3 separate regions of the Homo sapiens genome follow, and all the other regions are linked to region 2. A link is a contact called in ENCODE Hi-C or POLR2A ChIA-PET data. All regions are on one chromosome and are shown on one strand. The core of a region is the stretch at or near the end of the contact, and the rest is flanking DNA. Distances in the headings are between cores, read along the strand shown.

Region 1 (3,790 bases), core at 1,197-3,696, 570 kb after region 2:
GCTCTTCACACTCTGCCTCCTTCCCTTATGCTGCCACGTGTCCCTGTGGTCAGGCACAGTGGCTGCTTCATAAGATGCACTCAGGGCTGGGCACGGTGGCTGCTGCCTGTAATCCCAGCACTTTGGGAGGCCAAGGCAGGTGGATCACCTGAGGTCAGGAGTTCAAGATCAGCCTGGCCAACATGGCAAAACCCTGTCTCTACTACTAAAAACACAAAAATTAGCTGGATGTAGTGGCAGGTGGCTGTAATCCCGGCTACTCAGGAGGCTGAGACAGGAGAATCGCTTGAACACAGGAAGCGGAGATTGCAGTGAGCCGAGATGATGTCACTGCCCTCCAGCCTGGGTGACAGAGAGAGACTCTGTTTGAGCTATTAAAGACCTTTCCTTTCAGCTATAGTGATGAATCCCTGATAACAGGTGGTGTTTTCCTCTCCCTGTGACCCTAAGTCAAGTTTTTATCTCCACCTTGCAGAACTGGGACCTGAAGTTATAGAAAGTAGATTTCAGACAGTCAACAAGTGCTTTAATCATAGAGTAGTGGTACTCACACACCTTATACCGAGATTCTGGTTTTTCCTCAAAGAGAGTTAGTTCACAGTTGTCTCTACCAGCTAAGACAATTTGGATAAATTGTATTTTTGGTAATTTGCCCTGTAAAACTTATTTTTCATCTTCCAGGTATAAAATCAAGAGTGTAATGCACTTTTTAAGCTATACCCACATCCCTTCCCAAGATTCTGCTATACTGCCTAGAGGACTTTCCTTCATTTTGAGAATTACCACCGTGGTAAAAACTTACGAGAAATTTCAGCAGAATTCTTGATTGCAGCTCAGTAGCATTGCTAGAGTTCTACATTAGGGGTCCTCCACCTAGCAGGCATAGCCATAGTTAGAAGTGAAATTTATCAAAGAAGAGAGAGTAAGGTCAGGGTTAGGAGTTAGGGAGTTTCTGAATTTAGGACTTGAATGAGAGACAAAAATGATTCTGAGAAGGGGAGTTAGTGGATGAGACTTTGACCATGTTAAAAATTTGTCACAGCCAAGACTTCTATGTCAAGCTTTAGTAAATTAAAGTTACTAATGTTATGTAAACTTTGACATTTCAAGAATCTCACTATACCTCAGTTTCCTCATTTATAAATGGCAATAATGATATTTACCTCAAAAGGTTGTTATAAGGCTTAAATGAGTTAAAGTCTGTAAAGTAATTAACAATGTCAGGTAAGGGGAAGTCCTAAGTAAATCTTCACTGTTAGTAATCAGGCTGTGGGTGTGTTAATGCAGGTTGAGCATCCCATATCCCAAACTCCACAATGCTCCAGAATCTGAAACTTCTTGAGTGCCAACATGACACTCAAAGGAAGTACTCATTGGAGCACTTCAGATTTCCGATTTACCATTAATTTCAACTGAATTTCATATTTAGACCTGGATCCTGTCCTCAAGATTTATATCATGTTTATGCAAAACTTCAAAATCTGAGAAAATTCGAAATCTGAAACACTGGTAGTCCCAAACATTTCGAGTAATGGATGCTCAACCCGTGTAAGACTATTTGCTGCAGAAAACTTAAGTCACAACCATGACTAACCCTCAGTGAGCCTGAGGCATGTGTCTATCCTAAGATACCCTTGGTCCCAGAAGGCAGGCCTCCTCCTTTGCCAGTTCACTGCTTTCTCTAATAATGTGGCCTATCTCTCTTCTAGGCTTTACTCTGAAACCCTTTAAAAGGGGAGCCTTACTGATGTTATGAGTTTGGGCTTGTGACTTTTGAGTATTTTGCTCAGGGTAGTTGTTATTTTACATGCACTGAATGTGTTATTAGAACTGGTGGCTTCTAGAGAGCCCAAACCCCGTGCTTTCTTAAGCAGACATAAATGGTGGGCTTTTTTTTTTTTTTTCCCAACAGGAGGCGGCAAGCCCGGCTGCAGAAAGAGCTTGCAGAAGCAGCAAAGGAACCTCTACCAGTCGAACAGTAAGTAAAGATAAATGAATCAAAACTGTGTTTCTGAAAATTTGGCTCTCTTAAAAGTTTTGTTTTTATTTTTTTTTTTGTTTGGTTTTTTTTGAGACAGGGTCTTGCTCTGTTGCCCAGGCTGGAGTGCAGTGGTGTGATCATAGCTTCTAATGTTTTTATTTCTGTAAAATCATCTTACAGATTTTAGAAAGAAAAATGTTAAAGGAAGAAAATGAAAACATACAGTTCTTCCACCACTCAGAACTAACATCCATATATCATTTTAATTGTATTTTGCTGGCTTCTAATTTCTCACAAATCATGTACTGATACGGCCTTTGACCCTATTTCTGATTACTTACTTGAGATAGATTATTGAAAATAAAATTTGATGGGTCAAAGCTTTTGGAACATCACCAAATAACCTTCCAAAAAGTTTGTGTTCATCAGCTGTGAATGTGAATTCTAACTTCCTGCACTCAGTACCCGTTACTGCCTCACTGTTTCCTGTTGACACTTTGAACGATCAGTTTTCTGCCTCTTAATTGTGCCTGCCATGTAATGCGGTGGGGTTTTTGTTGTTGTTGTTTTGTTTGTTTTTTCCCTCCTTGCTCCCTTTGGTTTGTAACTTAAAGTGGAAACTTAAGCGAAAACTAAGATCTCTTGGAACAAAAGGAATCAAACTAGTTCTGGAGCTTTTCCTAATCTGCCTACAAGTTAAGGTGGGGTATCTTCTCTGAGATTTGAAGCTTTCATAGTGGTAGAAAAGAGTTTCCTTCGCTCTAGGATGTTTCTTTTCTATTGAAATGTGTTTTGGAATATAGTTTTAGAGTTTTGATCCACTATTTTTTAAAATGTTGGTTGCTTCCCTGTAAGTGGAGGGGTTTAAATTCAACTAGGAGTCATTCACCAACTAACGTCTTAATTTACAAAGAAACAAAGGTTCCCATATCATGCCTTTGCTTTAGATATGTAGGGTACGTGTGTGTCTGCACTCTCAGATGTGGAAGATTAATCTCAGTTGTATTTTCCCAAGCCACAAAGTAAATAAATAGTTGACCTGGAAATGAGATTTGGTTTCTTCAGAATAACAGCTTATAAAAGTGTCATTTGCATAACCGGGTTGACTGGGATAATTTAGACAGGTTGAGCATCCTGCCCAAGATCATACAGGAAGGGGCCGAGGTAGGATGCAAACACAGGGCTGTAAAAGCCTGTTATTTTATTTTGTATTTTATTTTATTTTGAGATGGAGTTTCACTCTTGTGGCCCAGGCTGGAGTGCAATGGTGCAATCTCAGCTCACTGCAACCTCCGCCTCCCAGGTTTAAGCGACTCTCCTGCCTCAGCCTCCCAAGTAGCTGGGATTACAGGCATGCGCCACCACGCCCAGCTAATTTTGTATTTTTAGTAGAGATGGGGTTTCTCCATGTTGGTCAGGCTGGTCTCGAACTCCTGACTTCAGGTGATCTGCCCGCCTTGGCCTCCCAAAGTGCTGAAATTACAGGCATGAGCCACCGAGCCCGGCCTAAGGCCTCTCCTTAATCTCTATGCTTCCCTAAGGAGTTTCTGGGTCAGAGGACATACATCTTTGAAAGGTTTTGATAACTTAGCAAATGCTAGTGTTTTCTTGTGGTCCCGGGCCTAAGCACAGTTGCAAGTACTTAAAACCATAAAATTCTATTTTCAACAGGACATTGTCAAAGGCTCAGCTCATATTTGCAGTTCCTGTCTTTGCAGTTCTCCTCTCTTCCTTGTATGGGCACAGGTGACTCTCGCAAACCTAGATCCCTGGGAAAGCCAATCAAGAAAATAAAGCACAGCCTTGTCC
Region 2 (3,858 bases), core at 954-3,453:
GGGTAGAATTCTGCAGAATGGGACTGTGAAGGGCTCCTTTGAGTTTCTGTATTTCTAACAAGTCTCCACGTGATGTTGATGCTACTGTACCACTTTGAGCGGTAAGGGTATAAAAGTCAAGGGAAGAAAGTGTTTCAGAAGGCCGGGAGCGGTGGCTCATGTCTGTAATCCCAGCACTTTGGGAGGCCGAGGTGGGCGGATCACCTGAGGTCGGGAGTTCAAGACCAGCCTGATCAATATGGAGAAACCCCGTCTCTACTAAAAATACAAAATTAGCCGGGCGTGGTGGCATATGCCTGTAATCTCAGTTACTTGGGAGGGTGAGGCAGGAGAATCGCTTGAACCTGGGAGGCGGAGGTTGCGGTGAGCGGAGATCACGCCATTGCACTCCAGCCTGGGCAACAAGAGCGAAACTGTCTCAAAAATAAATAAATAAATAAATAAAGTGTTTCAGAAAGTAGGAAGAGGCCAATCATATTGAAGACAGGGAAACACGAAGTCAAGATGAGGACTGAAAGACTCCAGTTATCAACCTGTAGGATGGGGTGTTCTTAGGGCAAGCAATAGGCAGATAGGAAAGGACAGAAGCCACATCGGTGTGGTTGATGATTGCATGCCAGGTGTGGAAATGGAGAAAGTGCATATAAACAATTCTTTGGTGCAGCTTGGCTTTGAAAGGGAACAGGGTCGCAGGAGGGAGAATTGGTGTTTTTGATTGTTTGTTTGTTTATTTGTTTTTTTCGAGACGGATTTTCACTCTTGTTGCCCAGGCTGGCGTGCAGTGGCGCGATCTTGGCTCACCGCAATCTCAGCATCCCGGGTTCAAGCGATTCTCCTGCCTCAGCTACCCAAGTAGCTGGGATTACAGGCATGCGCCACCACGCTCGGCTAATTTTGTATTTTTAGTAGAGACGGGGTTTCTCCATGTTGGTCAGGCTGGTCTCAAACTCCCAACCTCAGGTGATCCGCCGCCTCGGCCTCCCAAAGTGCTGGGATTACAGGCGTGAGCCACTGCCCGGCCGAGAATTGGAGGTTTTTGTTTTTGTTTTAGACGGAGTCTTGCTCTGTCGCCAGGCTGGAGTGCAGTGGCGCGATATCGGCTCACTGCAACGTCTGCCTCCCCAGTTCAAGCGATTCTCCTGCCTCAGCCTCCCGACTAGCTGCGACTGCAGGTGCGTGCCACCACGCCCGGCTACATTTTTTTTTGTATTTTTAGTAGAGACGGGATTTCACCGTGTTAGCCAGGATGGTCTGGTCTCGATCTCCTGACCTCGTGATCCGCCCACCTCCGCCTCCCAAAGTGCTGAGATTACAGGTGTGAGCCACTGCGCCCGGCATGAGAATTGGAGTTTTTAACATTCCATTTTAAGATGGGAGACACAAGTAATCTTTAAAGCTGACAGGAAGGATCCTGTAGGAAGGAAGAAGTTGGAGACACAGGCAAGAATGGGATGCCTAAGGATAGAGTTGCTAGATTTAGCAAACACAGGACGCCCAATTAAATTTGAATTTCAGAAAAACAACGAACAATTTTTCAGTGTGTGCCCCAAATATTGCTGGGTGTCTTGTATTTTATCTGTCAATTCCAAAATAGTTCATCTCTAGGTAAAAGGGTTATAGCCCCAGATGTCCTAGGAAGGAATCAGAGCTCTCAAGTCCTTTCCAGCTGTCCCAGTACAACACTCTGAAATGAATTCCCAGTTCTACCAGAACTGTTAACAAGTAGAGAAACTGCTTTGAATTTCAGCTTTTGCGGCTTTCCCATTCGCTCTAGGATGGCAACTGCGAAGAAAAATGCCGGACTAAAAGCTGTGGAAAAGTTCTAATTTGGAAAACCAGCCCGCAAGTGATGCAGAGGCTTTTGAACTGCAAAAGAGCTCTGGGCGTACAGGACAGTGAGTCACACGGTGCCTGGTCCGGGCCCAACCCTGGACACCAACACCACTCAACTCAAGGGCAGGTACCCGGCTGCTGCCAAGGGGTCAGCGGGAGCCTGCGCACTGCCACGGCCCCGCCCTCTTCCAACCTTTCATCCGGGTCTCGGGCAGGGGCGTGTCTGGGCAGAGGGGCGGGTGGTGGCGGAAAGGAAGGATGTCGTGGGAGACTGGAGAGTGGGGAGGGAAGCGGGAAGGGGCGGGGGCGGAGCAGGGGGCGTGGCGGAGCGGGAGCGCGGTCACGTGACGTGCGTGGCGACGTGTCGGCCATCTTGTGTTGTTGAGGCTGAGGACTGACTGGGGTTCTGAGACTCCCTGTCCCGGACCGCAGGTAACCAGCCGTTCCGTGTCGCTCCCCTGCCCGGCTCTGCTCCGCGCCCCGGCCCCGCCGCCGCGTCCCGGGCCGCCTGTGTCTCCGGTCCGCGTTCGCGCCCCTGCTCCTCCTGCCCGAGCTGGCCCGGCCGCATGGACACCCACAGGCCGCTCCGGCCGGCTTGGGCCGTCAGGCGACGGGACAGGTCAGGTGCAGGGCCGGAGGGAGCCTCCTCCTGGGCGAGGGGCGCTGAGGGCCCTGGCGCGTCACGGCCGCGAGGAGCCGAGAAGCCCCTAGGCCAGGGCCTCTTGGCATTGCGAGGGGAGCCGAACAAGGCAGGAGGGTTGTGGGGTGGGCAGTGTCAGGCCGGCTTGCTCGGAGCTGGAGGGCTCGCCTTCCTCTGCTTGCTTCTCCGCGCCAGACACCCGCCCAGTCTCGGGGTGGCCCGGTAACAGCTGCTGCGGCCAGACAGCTGCTCCTGCCGGCTCTCCTGTCCACACCTGGTCCCTGGGAGGTGCGCTCCTGCCTTCCCCACAGAGCATCTGGACGGAGGAGACTCCTTCCGTGGCGAGAGTACTGGGTCTGGACCAGGCCTGAGGCGAGGTGCAGCCACCATGATCGGAACCTTGGGACCGAGGCTGGGAAACTAGAGCCCATGGCAGCCTTGGGGACCCAAATGTTCACATCAGGTTGAAATGGGCATTATCCTTAAGTGTCAGTTTCCAAAAGCACTCTGAATACTTGTTTTGCGACTGAAACATAAATCAAGCGAACAGGGAATGGGGGCATGAAAGAAGCGGAGCGTATGACCGTGTTTGGGAAGCAATAACGTTGTTTTGCAGTTAATTATTTAGTACTGTGTTTTTTATTTTGTTGTTTTCGTTTTCCTGCAAGTCAAAGCACTTAAACACACGTAGTCTCTCTGTAAGAAAGGTAAGTATTCCAGTTTAACTTGCAAGAAATTGAGTATGGGGCTAGAAGCTGTGAACAGCTTCCTTTCTAGAGCTACATACATTGAATTAAGGCAGTTTTGATTCCCAATGTTGTGCCTGGGGAAGGTATTCTTTCTTTATATAGTATGTCCTTTTTAGAATCAAATGACTTCCTAGATTAGAAAAAAAAATTCTGTCATTCTTTCTGTACATTAATTTTGCTCCTTCTAATATTTGTAGCTTTGGCCTTATTTTGTCCATTTTGCCTAGAACACAAATACTTTCTCTTATTCATTGATGGTTTTACGTGTTTTACTAGTTGGTGTAGCAGTTTCTGATGTGCTCAAACTGGAATATGTACTTGGCTTTTACATCAGATGTTGACAACAGAAGAGGACACTAGAAAAGTATTTAAAAGTGGCACGTAACTGGAAAAATGTCACATGATGTTTCTTTCGAAATTTAACATCAAGGAATACACTGGTGATGGTAGTGCTTCACCAGAAAGGAGAGGGCTTCATGACTTTTTGGTACCTGACAGCATTTGAGACTCTTGAGGTTTGGGAGGGAGAAGGAACCATGTGCTTCCATTCATTTGTTTATTCATTCATACATTCATTTATTTGACAGATACCCTGTTGAGCACTTACTACACTGTTAAGTACTGGGAGCAAAACAG
Region 3 (4,205 bases), core at 734-3,233, 920 kb before region 2:
CTGAAACTCTTTTCCGTATTTGTCTCTTATCCTCTTTCTCAACAGGTTCAAGAGCTAAGACTGAAGGTGAGAAGCTCAAACTTTTCTGCTTTGTTCAAAAGCCATTAAAAAGGCCTTTCTTCTTTTCAGCAATACGGTATTTCCAATCAGATGAAAACGTTGCTTCTGAAATCTCTCAATTCTCCAGTTTCCGGTTTACTGTCTACAAAGCATGTTAAGTAGCAATATTATTACATTGTTAGATGTTAATAGTATAAATTATTTGAGGGAAAAATAAAATCCATGTCATAGCTTTTCCAGCACTTCAGTCATCCCTATATACCTATTTGATCCATTATGGAGAGAAACACAGAAAGGCACATGGAGCTATAAAAGAGGCTGCTACTAAACCAAAACATGAAAGTACTGAAAGTTTATCACAGATGGTAGTATGCAAAGGTGATACAGCCTTTAGTTTTTTTAAAAAGCATAGATCAATTTCCATTCGAAAAATCTCACTTGTACATCCAAAACTTCCTTTTTGCACTGTGGTCTAAAATGTATTACCAACTTGGTTTCTGATTATAGCAAAGCAATTAAATTTGCAAGCGTGACATGGACATTGTGAAAACGCAACAGAATACCAAGAAAACAGTGCTTTACTAAACCTCCAAGGGAGGAGCCCTGAAGTGGTGACTACCTTTTCACTGAGGGAGCAATTTAAGAACGTTCGTACTATAGATTACAGATAGGATGCATGAAGAGATTAAAGTTGGCAGGAGAATGGAAAATTTGAATATCCAAGTTTGCATTTTTTCATCTGCATCATATGGTGACAGACTAACACACTCCACGAAAACACAAAGCTTCCTTACGGAGAGGATGCAAAAGGGGCACCACAACAGGCCCGAGGCAATGATTTCTCTACCCCACTCTATCCTACCGTGGCCCCAGCGACATCACACCATTGCTGGACAGCTCCACCACAGCTAGGCATAACCGCACCGACAGGAGCGAGCAAAGACACCTCGGCTAGGAGTCCCAGCGCGAGGCACCCCACACCTAAGCCTATGGTCCTCATCTTGCTGGAAAGAAAACTGAGGCGCTGAGGGGGAAGCAGTGACCAATGCCTGAGAAGGCCAAGAGTGTTAAGACGAGGTCGATCTTGGACTTCTCTTTCCCCACCTCCCCCAACTACTCCAGTCCTGGAAGAAGCCACAAGTTTGGAAGAGAAGTTGTGGAAACCAGACGGGGGTGGGGTGCGGTGCGGTGCGGTGGGGGACCTGAGAGAGTTTTAAAAGCACTGGTATTTGTCCCACACAAGGTCGCCCGCTCCAAGTCACTGTTCCCCGCTCCCCGGGTAGGCTTATAGCCAAAGAGGCTTCTAGGCTTCGAGATCAGCCCACCGCGCCCCCTCAGCCCTTCTCCGCGGGCCGCAGCCCCATCCCGGCCTCTGGGTCCCGGCCGGGGATCGGAACCCAGCCGGCTTCTCCGACAGCGTTTCCGACGCCCGGCACCTCTCGCAGCCCCGTCCCCCAGGCTCCCCCGTCTCCACCCGCCACCCCCCGGCGCTCCCGTCAACGTCCCCTTCCTCCCTCAGGACGCCCCTTGGGGCGCCTCTCGCGCCGGGTCCCGCCGGGTGCTCGGCACGCTGTTCCTTTCCTCTCCCCTCCCGCGGCCCTTCTTCTGTGGGGCCCACCTGGCGCGGCCCCCGCCCCCGGCCAGTCTCCTCAGTGAGCGGCCGCCTCCCAAGTCCTCCCGGCCCCGCCCCGCTCCCGGACGGATACAGTTTGAAGCCCCTCAGGATCTCCCTGGCCCGCTCGTCCTTGGCTGACATGATGCGGCGGTCGCCGCCCGCGGCTTTCTCACTCTGGTCGGCGGAGCCTCGCAGACGGTGCCCAGGAGCCGAGGATGGAGCCGCAGCCCGGCTTGGAGACCTCGGGCTAGCAGCCGCAGCGGCCAGACCAGGACCGGCCTCTCTCTCCCCTCAGCTCCCGCTTCTGATCCCTTCTCCTTCCCCCTAGCCTCGCAGTGCCCTCCTGGAACCAATGGAAAGCCAGCCTTGGCGATTGGCATCTCAACCAGCCAGTAGGAGCGCGCAGCGGCTTCGCAGGGGGACTGTTAACGTCAATGGGAAGGGCCCTCCCCGGGAAGTCCCATAGGACACAATATTCATCTGGTGTTGTTGCCTAGAGTTTGTCCCAGCGGAGGGTTGGCTTCGGATCTGCAGAGGCTTTAGGGACCTGCTCCAGCCACTGAGCACACTAGCCGTCTGAGACGGCAGCTGAGTTGCACTGTGCGACGCGACAGAGACTACATTTCCCAGCATTCCAGCGGCGCACTCGGGGGACCACAGATCCCAGCGCACCACAAAGAGGCCCGGGGACTACAAATCCCAGCATCCCCTGCACTCGGTTCCTCTGTAACTTAGACTCCAGTGTGCCGCGCAGTGTGCGCAAATTCACAAACCCGCCCGCTGAGTTGGTCGTTTCGGAATCCCGAGACTTGAAACCCAACGGGAAGACCCTTCTCACCCTCAAAAGAAGATGACAGCCCGCAGAGAGTTAACTTCTGTTTACATGGAACTCAGACATCTGCAAATCATGGTAAGGCTGCAAACAACAAACAAAAACACTGATTAAACCGTGAAAGAGAACAAAATGACTTCTTCAAATCGTGCTTGTTTGTTGGTCTGAGGCGCCTTTTACATGTATTTCAGGGTTTTTTGCTGTATTCCTGGTTTGCACCGGGAGAGCTATGGATTGTATACTCAGAATATCAAAACATAAAGGGACTTTGCTAATCTATCCCCTGTTGTTACGTATGAGGAAATTGAGGCCCAGAGAGGCGAAGGGATTGGCCACAGATCACAGCAAGTTCGGGCAGAGTTAGAATTCAGCCCTAAGTCGGCTGACTTGCAGTCTGGACTCTTTGCACCACACTAAGGAGGTGATATTTTTAGCAGCATGGCAATGTGAATTATTCTCCTTGAACGGTTTTCCTATCCACTGTTGAAACACCCAGAATTAGGTAGCATTTATTTGGTGGATTTCTTGCGAGTGAGGGAGTGTGATATTTATTTATTTTCAGCCTAGGTAGGATTTGGTGTTTTGTTTTTTGCCACTCAAGGTGACATTTAATGTGATTTCAGGAAGTAGGTAAAATTACAGTGTGAGCCACGGTTTCCTTGGAAACCTCCTCTGTCCTTCTCTTGGCCTTCCTTCCTCTGCCTGTCCCCACTTTCACCCATCTGGGAACTCACCCAATTTTTTCTTCCATGTAATTCAACAAATATCTTTTCAGCCTGTTATTTGTCAGGCACTGAGTGGGTAAAAGGTGAAGGACATGGTCACTGCCACCAGGAAGATGAACATATATTTAGGGAAATAAGGAGACTCCACTGAGATTCAAGATGGAGTGTGATAAAATGGCATAAAGAAATGACATCAGAATGCTAAGGAGGCCCTGATGAAAAGGTTCATTGCAGCTGGCAAAACTTTAATGGACAAGGTGGCATTTGAACTTGAATTTTTTTTCCATGTTAAAAAAGTTTTTTTTTTGTTAATGAGGTGTAACATACAGTATGGGAACAATTTTCACATAGGTATACACCCCTGTCGCCACTACCCAAATCAAGATATAGAACATTTCTAGCACACTTAGTGCTCCCTCCCAATCAGTATTACATCCTTACATATTGAGATAATCACTCTTCTGACTGTATCACCATAGATCAGTTTTCTCTGTTCTTGAATTCCAGTTAAATATAATAATACAGTATGTACAGTATGTGTCTGGCTTTTTTACTTTATCAGTATTTTTGTGAAATTCATCCATGTTGTGTGTAGCCTTTTAATTGCTGAATAGTATTCTGTTGTATGTTTATACCACAATTTATCTTTTCCACTGTTGGCGGGCATTTGGGTTGTTATTTTTTGGACTATTATTAGCAAAGCCGTAGTGAGCATTCTTACATGTTTCTTTTTGTAGACACTTGCACACATTTCTAGGAGAGGAATTGCTAGTGTGTAGGGAGGGTATGCACATGATCAGTGATAGTAGACATTGCCAGTTTTTCAAAATGATTGTACCAATTTACGCCTTTGCCAGCAATATGAGAGAGTTCTAGGTGCCTCTTATCCTTGTCAACACAAGAGTTTTGTTGTCAGTCTTCTTAATTGTAGCCGTTCTGGCTGAATGTGGTATCTCATTAAGGTATTTATTTG

What was found. A loop is a pair of places that touch in the nucleus more often than their neighbours do. ChIA-PET counts read pairs that join two places held with the same protein, here RNA polymerase II (POLR2A). Pooled maps may share reads with other maps.
Region 1: a map of CD8-positive, alpha-beta T cell shows a loop between it and region 2 (4-fold over the local background). The contact joins the enhancer-like site here to the promoter of GIGYF2 in region 2. A Hi-C loop is called at or near these places in 3 of 168 maps with a recorded cell type or tissue (CD8-positive, alpha-beta T cell and naive thymus-derived CD4-positive, alpha-beta T cell) and 10 of 50 pooled maps.
Region 3: a loop to region 2 is called in a map of gastrocnemius medialis, with 8 times the contacts of the local background. The contact joins the promoter of PDE6D here to the promoter of GIGYF2 in region 2. A Hi-C loop is called at or near these places in 2 of 168 maps with a recorded cell type or tissue (CD4-positive, alpha-beta memory T cell and gastrocnemius medialis) and 16 of 50 pooled maps. POLR2A ChIA-PET finds 5 or more read pairs at or near these places in 2 of 52 experiments (A673 and activated naive CD4-positive, alpha-beta T cell).

Annotation. Positions count from the first base shown.
Region 1 is chr2:233,268,090-233,271,879 of GRCh38, forward strand. ATG16L1 (autophagy related 16 like 1) reads left to right here. Exons shown (of 18, transcript NM_030803.7): 6 at 1,913-1,978. Among named protein-coding and RNA genes, the nearest start is that of ATG16L1, 18 kb to the left of the region's middle. Within about 2 kb of position 2,447, at least 6 of the 41 ENCODE cell types and tissues checked have a DNase peak (open chromatin) inside an H3K27ac peak, as active enhancers do; they include CD8-positive, alpha-beta T cell, where a contact is called at or near this core.
Region 2 is chr2:232,695,128-232,698,985 of GRCh38, forward strand. GIGYF2 (GRB10 interacting GYF protein 2) reads left to right here and starts at 2,204. Exons shown (of 29, transcript NM_001103146.3): 1 at 2,204-2,265. RefSeq lists enhancers at 2,011-2,707, 2,708-3,402 and silencers at 2,057-2,146, 2,177-2,506.
Region 3 is chr2:231,779,299-231,783,503 of GRCh38, forward strand. PDE6D (phosphodiesterase 6D) reads right to left here and starts at 1,984. Exons shown (of 5, transcript NM_002601.4): 1 at 1,767-1,984. The coding sequence starts at 1,816. It also overlaps a transcript of COPS7B not described here. RefSeq lists enhancers at 1,151-1,230, 1,781-2,010 and silencers at 1,174-1,397, 1,521-1,570.